Regions from separate parts of the Homo sapiens genome. Here region 1 is linked to region 2. Evidence: chromatin contacts called from ENCODE Hi-C or POLR2A ChIA-PET data. All regions are on one chromosome and are shown on one strand. Each heading gives the region's core, a stretch centred on a gene start or an enhancer-like site at or near the end of the contact. The rest is flanking DNA. Distances are from core to core; before and after follow the strand shown.

The links. A loop is a pair of places that touch in the nucleus more often than their neighbours do. ChIA-PET counts read pairs that join two places held with the same protein, here RNA polymerase II (POLR2A).
Region 1: a map of PC-3 shows a loop between it and region 2 (8-fold over the local background). The contact joins two enhancer-like sites. A Hi-C loop is called at or near these places in 2 of 168 maps with a recorded cell type or tissue (PC-3 and heart left ventricle). POLR2A ChIA-PET finds 5 or more read pairs at or near these places in 2 of 52 experiments (H1 and PC-9).

The regions. Positions count from the first base shown.
Region 1 is chr3:55,723,284-55,727,399 of GRCh38, reverse strand. All of the region lies in intron 15 of ERC2 (ELKS/RAB6-interacting/CAST family member 2), which reads left to right. Among named protein-coding and RNA genes, the nearest start is that of ERC2-IT1, 66 kb to the right of the region's middle. Within about 2 kb of position 2,544, at least 2 of the 41 ENCODE cell types and tissues checked have a DNase peak (open chromatin) inside an H3K27ac peak, as active enhancers do.
Region 2 is chr3:55,523,352-55,527,959 of GRCh38, reverse strand. The region is part of intron 17 of ERC2 (ELKS/RAB6-interacting/CAST family member 2); the gene reads left to right. Among named protein-coding and RNA genes, the nearest start is that of WNT5A-AS1, 38 kb to the right of the region's middle. Within about 2 kb of position 2,984, at least 3 of the 41 ENCODE cell types and tissues checked have a DNase peak (open chromatin) inside an H3K27ac peak, as active enhancers do.

The DNA.
Region 1 (4,116 bases), core at 1,295-3,794, 200 kb before region 2:
TCCTTTCACTTCTGTTTCTTTACAGGCACATACCTCTGATACTTTTACTTCGCTTCTTTTTAAAAATAATCTTGCTTGCAGATTTGTGCAGTTTTGAGAGAGGGCCTCAATTGGGAATCAGTTAAATTTTGATTTGGTTCTTTTTCTATGGAGGCCAGTTCTAAAAAATATAAGAAAATTACCACCTTTCCTTTTTTGGTGTCTTGGAGCCAATCTCCCCAACTCTTTTTCTTCACCCTTGAAAAAAGGACTGACATCAAAATAATTAATTCTGAAATCACTGGATTTGCCTGCTACTAAGGGGTTTTTGAAGAAAGCTTAAAACTAAATCTTACCCCGTAAGCCGTATTCTCAAATGCTCCCCTGTGTGCTGAAGTAGTGATACACACATCCTTGATGAACATGCCTTTTTAAAATGAGGGCCAGACATTATTGTTTAGTTAAAATGAGAACCAGCTTATTTCTCAGAACTAGTTAGACTATTTTTGAGATCAGAGATAAATTGTACTTGGTTTTCTTTTCCTTTTCCTACCAGTTCTGGGCATTGCTTTTGGCCACCAGGAAACACATAGGTCAGCTAGAGCAGGAAGGCATTAAGACCAGGAGACTAGTCCCCTGGTTCTCTGTGATCCCCCTCCCATGGGGTTTGCAGAAAAAAAAGTCCCATGTCTAGGTAAACATTCTGGAGGCCATAACAAGTTGCATGTAATGTAATCTATTTAGGTAGAGCCTCTCTGCCCTGTGTTGTCCGAAAATCATAGGACTGTCTACAAGGATTAGTCTACAAGGATTAGTCGCAGATGTGGTAAAAAATGGGAGAAGGCAGAGGCTGCCCTGGAATGTGTTCAGGAGAGCCACCTACAAGGATGGAATCCTAGTCAAAATTGGATCTCAGCAGAGGTAGACCCGTCCTGTCCAGGAAAGTAAGAAGCACCTGAGTGGAGTGTTTAGCCAGACATTTCTTCTCCCCTCTGCTAGAAGCCACGGTTGTGCTTCCCATTTACACTTTCAGTGCTTCATGTGCAGATGACTTTTAATTACCCTTTATGGTTCAGGAGGTTAGCACAGTTAAACAGCAGTAGAGGAACCCCATGCAGTAGGGTTCCCATAGCCTCCTGTTGTGTTTGGATTACCTCCAGAAAAGCTTGATTTGATCCCAGCATTGTAATGCATCACAGACTTGGTCCAGATCAAATTGCTAAAATGCAAATGTATTGGTTTTTACAGCAGACCCACTTTGGGTTAAGCTGTTTGTGTCCCACCGGTAGAATCTAGCCACATCTCTATTTATTTTTGACTTCAGTGCAAAGTGTCTTTACAGTCTATTCTAGAGAACCCCTTTTAATAAAAAAAGAAATACTCAGATCTGGCAGGTTATTCTTATGGAGGTAAAGCCTGAACTGCTCAGTGTTACTGTAAACAATTTCCTCTTAATGTCCAAGCAATTGGGTAAGACACTCATCTGCTCTCTTAGCCTGGAAACATTCTTTATCCTAGGCAGCTGGTGCCTCAACCCCAGTACTCAGGGAATCCACTCAGTTTGCCCTTGCAACAAAAAATAGCACTCAGTGAATATGGAGGCAAAGTATTTTCTCTGATTTCATGCATTTTTCAAATCCCTATCAGAAGGGCATCTTCCCAGAGCATCAAGCTGACCTGATGGCCAACTGTGTGAGTCTCTCACTTGAGTGTCTTCCTTGGGTGAAAGCTCTGTTTTAAACATATTTTAGTTCATCTCCCTAAACATGCATGGAGCACTTATGGGCACTCTTTGGCTATAGGAGGTGTTGATTTTGTCCTTAAGCCTTGGAGTTTTATCATCTCTACTAGCAGTATCATAGATACTAGCTCATGAAAGATAAAATAGGACAAAGTGCTATTTTTTTTTGTTGCAGAGATGTTACTGAAGTTCAAAAACCTTTGCCTGCTGGAGGAATCAGAGAATGCTTTCTACATAAGTAGAAATTCCCATGAATTCTGTGATTGGCAATCTGTAGCCCACCTTTTGTGACAAATGCCTATTTAACCATGATACTTTCTCTTAGGGTTTTAAGGATCCCAGTACAAGTATTGCTAGTTTTAGGAGGAGTGGAGAAACTCACTCTTTGCTTTTTAAGTATTAGTTTAGAAAAACTTGAAAAGATCAACTTTACCATTGTGTTCCCTGGCTTTTAGAAATGCATAAAGGGGGAGGTGGCTCTGATTTTTAAATTTCAGAGTGATTTGCCAACTTTGCTTCAGTAACTTGAAGCACCCCACAGCACTGAGCAGTTGGCAGAGCATATCAGAATAACAGGCTTAGCTGAAGGTGACCAAAACAGGGAATAGCATGCAAATGCCAAGAAGATCTCTCACTGTGCTCTCTCTCTCTTTTTATTCAAATTTCACATCTGTGCTCTATTTTTAAACATTTATTCTTTAAGTGATAACGCATGTTTTACCAAGCCTCTTATTGGATTAGACATGTTTGAAATCCCTTCAACTTTAACCTGTTCATTACCGCCTCAGAGAACATTCAGATCCACCACCAAAGTAGAGTGTGTACAGGAGAAACTTCCCAAGATGTTGGCCACCAGGGAGCCATTAGGCTTTGTGGGGAGGAATCCAGCTGTTAGACTGTGTGGATTTTGGGAGTTATTAGACTGACATTGCTTCAGTGAGGCTTAGGAGTGGGTATAATGTGTGCAGAGACCTTGCTTTTCATCATTGTTTTTCTATTCACATTTTAGAATGTGAGGAACCAACAGTTTTTGAGCTCTTATTGTATACTTGGCATTGGGCTAGGGATTTTAAATATATTATCTCATTTAATCCTCATGACAACCCTAAAAACCAGATGTTAATAATTCTGTTTTACAGATGAGGAAACTTGGGTTCAGGAACTATGCAGAGATGCCACAGCTGGTAAGGGGTGGAACCAGAGCCCAAATGGGACTCACATTGAAGCTTTTCCATGCTCTTCCCAGGAGCTATCCCTGAATTGGTGCAATACTTCAGTTAGGTCTTAGCCCCTGTAAACTTGAGGCTAAAAAGCAGAATAAAGAAGGCTTTATTCTGTGACCCTGAGCAACCACTCCCCACCCCTCCTGACCCTTCTCGCCTGGCCCCTGCTGGCTCCCGCCATGACCTGAGGCCACCATGTGCAGGCTGGGAAGGGCGACTTATCTCTTCCTGCATCACCAGACATCACCGGTTGCCACTAGGGGAGAAGGCTGCAGGCTCAATCAAGTGTGCTGTCATTTTGGTTTTCTTGCAAGAAATGTTGGCACTTACCTCCTGCAGCCTTTGTGTTTCATTCTCAAGGTATCTGTTGGAAAGCCTTTTTCTCTTTAGTTTTACATTTTCTTTTTCATCATTTAACATATAAAACCAGGTTTTTCCTGGTCCCTTTCTCTCTCTCCCTCCGTTCCTTCCTCTCATCATATAATTAAAAGTCCTTTCAGCCTGTCTTCACCTTATCATTTCAAATACATTGAAAAAAGATCCCACTTCCTGCCCTTGTGTCCTCCTGATGCTGGATTTCAAAATGAAAGAAAAGCCCCTTTTCACTTCCTTTTTGCTTCATACTGCCCCTTGAAAAGCTGTGTTAAAGTGATATTGATTTTGTCATTGATCACCATTGTGGTGCACACCAGGTCTGTCCTTTCCTGGCTTCAGAACTTCTTCTTTTTCAGCTTTTTCAAATAATAGTATCAGGATTTTTTTCCTGAAAATTAAGGAAAAGGATTTTTCACCCTCTCCTCTCATGATTACAGGAAGACATTTATCAGACTTGGAATTTAAAATTTCCAGTAGTTTGCCTTTAATCTTTCTCAACTTTATATTCTTTTGGGGAAGATGTCACTTTCTTCTTTTGATTCTCTGCAACACACTAAAAGTTCCAGAATCTCCCTTGTTTATTGTTTTTTTTCAATGTTACCCCTTAATAATGCACTAGATTAAAAGGTAATAAGGATTTGATTTTGTAGCATTCTTTCTATGTAAATGAGCTTTTCCATAGTTGAAAGCATAGAGATACATCTTTTATCATAGAAATAATATTTGCTCATAATAGAAACTTCAAAAAATGTAAATAAAAAACTAAAGTTACCCATAATCCCACTACTCAGAAATAAC
Region 2 (4,608 bases), core at 1,735-4,234:
TAAATCACAGCTGAGGAGTGGCCTCTGACTCTACCCTGACTCTACCCTATTGCCTCCTCCTAGGATTTGAGAACTAGAAGAGATTGAGAGACAGAGATCAGAAAAGGGGAGTTGACTGCCCAAACCCACGCATGAAATAGTGCCCAAGTCTCTGATGCTTCCATCCTATAGTTTTTAGCTCTTATTTTCTTTCCCACCTATACCTGAGAATCATTTTGCGATTGAGTTTCTCATTCATTCATTCATTCCAGGAGGAGGTATGGCATGCCTCTGTACTTTGTTGTGATGTCATGGGAAGACTTCTGGGTTGGGGTTTTGCTCTGCTACTTATCACTGAAAAGTGTTTGCCTAAGTTACTTAATTGCCCTGAACTTCAGATTCTCTTATCAGAAGTGGAGATGACAACCCTTGCCCTATGTCACAGAGTTGTCATGACGGTCAGTTGAGATCAAGGTAATAGCAAAGGGTTTGTGAACTGGAGTCTTAAGAGGATTTCGCTACGTTCTCTTCTCTCATCCTTTTCCCCCAAGTCTAGAGCTGGCAAATATGAACACTTCTTTTACACTGGCATACAACTCCACAATAAAAATGATAGTCATATTGACTAATATTTATTGAGCCCTTAAGACTGTGAGGCCCCCCACTAAGCACTAACATGTCTGGTCTATGCTATTTCTCTCAACACCTCTATGCTTTAGATATTTTTACTATCTCCGTCTGACAGATGGGGCAGTGGAGGCCCAGAAAAGTGCAGTTTCTTGTTCAAGGTTGCATAGCTAATCATGGGCTAAGCCACGATTGGACTCAAATTCAGTTGGATTAAAGAGCCCAAGGTCTTCATTCATTCACTGATTCATTTATTAAGAACCTCCTAGTGCCAGGCACTGTGCTAGGCACTGAATAGCCATGTGGATACTTCCTGACTCTCCTGCCCCCATCCAGGCCAGAACTGGGGTGGCCAGGACATCCCTTCCTCCCAAAGGAGGTGTGGAGACACGTGTGCTCCTGCTGGCCTGCAGACCCATCAGCTGTGTCAGCTGGAGTCCTGGGAAGAGGATGACATTGCTGCTTCCAGCTGGGAACAGCTGATCAGCACCAAGGGAGGGCCAGGAGGCTTTGGCTGAGCTGCATGAGGAAGTCCAACCCCAGCAGCAGCACAAGCACAGCGATTGTGCACCAAGGCCCCGTGAAGACCCTGGCCCGGGGACGAGTCCCCTCGTGCTTCCTGTGATGCTGCCTGCCAGAGCCTACTGTTTGGGACTTTTGTCCCTCCTGGCTCATCTTCAGGGGTTTCCTTGGGACAGAGTTACTTCATGGCCAATTGAAATCTCTGAAAAAACCTGTTGGGGCTTTCATAGTGCAAACACAACTGTTGCCTGTGGACAAATATTGACTTTTGGTGCTAACTCTCTCACGGACAGCCACCCTTGGGAGAGCCACGACGCGGGCCTTTGAGCACAAGTTGCTCAACCAGGTCAAAGGGAGACAGAAGCAAGAGGAGATGCTTCTTGGATCTCAGATGACCCTCTCCCAAATGGACCCCCATGGTTTCAGCACCAAGGCTGCCTGGAGTTTCAGTTTTATTGGGAGCAGTGCAGCAGAACTCCACCATGACTCCTGTATTAGTTTCCTAGGGGTTCTGTAACAAAGTACCACAAACTGGTTGGCTTAAAACAACAGAAATTTATTCTTTCATGGTTCTGGAGGCCAGAAGTCCAAAATCAAGGTGCTGGCAGGGCCATTCCCTCTTCGAAGCCTCTAGGGGAGACCCTTCCTTGCCTCTTCCGAGCTTCTGGTGGTTGCTGGTACCCTTGGCATTCCTTGGTTTATAGATGCATTGCTCCACCCTCTGCTTCCATCACCCCATGGCCTTCTCCCTGTATGTATTCTGTGTCTCTGTGTCCAATTTTTCCTCTTCTAAGAACACCAGTCATTGGATTAAGGCCTATCCTAATTCAGTATAACCTTATCTTAATTCAAATATATCTGCAAAGACCCTATTTCCAAACAAGGTCACATTCACATTTACTAGCGGTTAGGACTTGAAAATATCTTTTTAGGGGACAGAGTTCAACTGACACCACCCAAGGAATTGTTCTTCCCTTAAGGAAAGGTTATGTAGTCCCCACCTGCCTCCACCCAGCTTCCACTTTGCCCTGAAGTCACACATCTGGCCAGGTCACTCCCCTTCCATGGTGTCCCACTGCCTGAAGGCAGCATCTAGTCTCCTTAATGTAGCCATAAAGTCCCACGTGGCCTGGCCTTGCTTGCATCTCTGCCCTGACTCTGCTACTCCCCCCTTCCCATTCCATGTTGTGTCCTTGGTGCTTGAGGTTCACTGGGTCAGCTTTGGCCTGGCTCTATTTCAGGCCTTACCACATGCTGCTTTCTGCTCAGATGGTTCCTCTCTTCCCTCTTCCACTCGGTAGCTCCTACTCACCACCCCTCACATCTCAACCTGGAAGTCATCTTCTATGAGGAATGTTTGCTGGCCCTCTCTGACACCATATGAGGTGTCTCGGGGCATCCTGGGCCCCCATGAACTCACACATCACATTGTATTTCAGTTGTCTTCTTACCCATCTGTGCCCCTGACCTGGCTGCAAGTCTCCCAGATTAGGGTTTATGTCCTACTCCCCCTCAAATCCCCAGTCCTGGCCCATGGCTGGCAAAAATGATTGCTTGTTGAATTGAAGAACTGAATGAATGCATGAATGAATGAGAAAATAGGCAAAAATTATAACTGTATCCCAGCCACCTTCCTAATTTTGTGAAAATTAAAGGAAATTCTTCTGCCTTCCTGCTCTTGACACCCTACCATTGCATTCAACCCAAGCCAATACTCAGAGAAATGATGCTTTAGAAATTGTTAGTGTGCCAGGGTTTGGTCAGGACTGAGGATAAACCATGAGGGTAGTTCCTGGAGGAGTCTTGATTTGTCATCAGGAATGTCCAGCCTTGGGCCATCAGCACTAACGATGACCAACTGCGGTACCTGTGGCCGTCTTTTGAGTTTTCAGCTCCATTTCCTTTCTCTATAAAGGTGGAAGGCACCCAAAAATATGGATAAACTCAGCTAATTTCTTCTGCTTTGGCACATGTAGCTTTTGTGCATGATTGAACACCTCAGCCCACTGAAGAATAAAAACTGTAATTCCTCTCTCTCTCTCTTTTTTCATTGTGTTTAGCCAAAACAAGCTGTGAAAGAATGTAAAATATATCATTTTGTTGGCACCCGTTCACAAGTGAGTCAGTGAGCTTGCTCACATTTACAACTAAAATTGGATTTTAACCTTCCAAAAATTTATGACAACTGCTCCTTCTTGTGGCTTAAATGTTGACATATAATTAATTTAGGATTTCTTCCCAAGTCTTCCTGTCCAGGTTTGTACCTGCCACAGAAATATCCTTGAAAGTTTATCTAACAGCTGGAGCCATGAAAAAAAAAAAAAAAAAAAACCACTGGAGCTTTGTAAAACAGGGTGGGCTATGCCAACAGGAAGAGCCCAAGAGAAAGTACGAGGCTGCCAACGTGGCTGGCTGCCAGAGGTGCCCCAGGTTGGAGGCAGGGAATTTGCAGTTTTGGGGAAGCTTGGGGTTCCTTCTACCACTGTTCCTTCCTGGCCCCAGTGATGTGTTCTCTCTTTACTGTGCACACATCTTTTCATGAAGATGACCAAGCCCATACATAACCTGGGCATGAACACCCCACTGTGGTTATTTCTGCACTCAGGATCAAGCTGGTCCTATTGCCCAGCTCTCTGCTGTATGGGCGAGTATAGAGGGGGAGATAATAAGGACTACTTCTCATTGCACTCCTGTTATATGCCAGCCATTAGTAAGGGACTTTATAGGCAGAGTTCATTTTGTTTTATGTTCTCAACCACCTGGAGAGGTTAGAGTTACTATCTTCACTTTGGAGATGAGAAAACTGAGGCTCAGAGAGGTTAAGTGACTTACCTGAAGTCAGCAAAATGGAAAGGGGAAGGAGTAATAGGTAGTCTACACATACGAAGCTCCTGTTAGGCCCTGTCTCCGGCTCTCACTTTTAGTGCTTATGGCAGCAACAAATTATCTAGTCCAAAATGTCAGTAGTGCTGAGGTTGAAAATCACTGCTGCAGAAGCATTTGGGGCTATTCCTGGCACACAGTCAGCATTTGATAAATGTGTGTTACCATCAATGAACTTAGTTAGCTCTCTTCTTCACCTACTTCAATATTTATTGCATGCCCACTGTGTGGCAGGAACACAAGAAACACTTCAGTGAGCAAGACACACATAGCCTGTCCTCATGAACGCAGCCTAGGATGCAGTCAGGCATTAATCAGATCCTAACACAAATGTCTGATGCCAAGTTGCCCAGAAGCAGGAGTGCATATGGGGAGAGGGGGGAGAAATTGTCAAGACGGTGTTTGGCAAGAGGATTGGACCAGGAAGGGAAGTCAGGAAGGCTCCCCTGAAGAAGTGGTATTGAAGCTGACATCCAAGGATAAGCAGAAGGTAGCCAGATAAAGGATGATGGGGAAAGTGCCCAAGTGAGAGGGAACACCTATGCAAAAGCTCTGAAGGAAGACCCAGCCATGTGCCTCCTCCAGCAGTAGGAATCT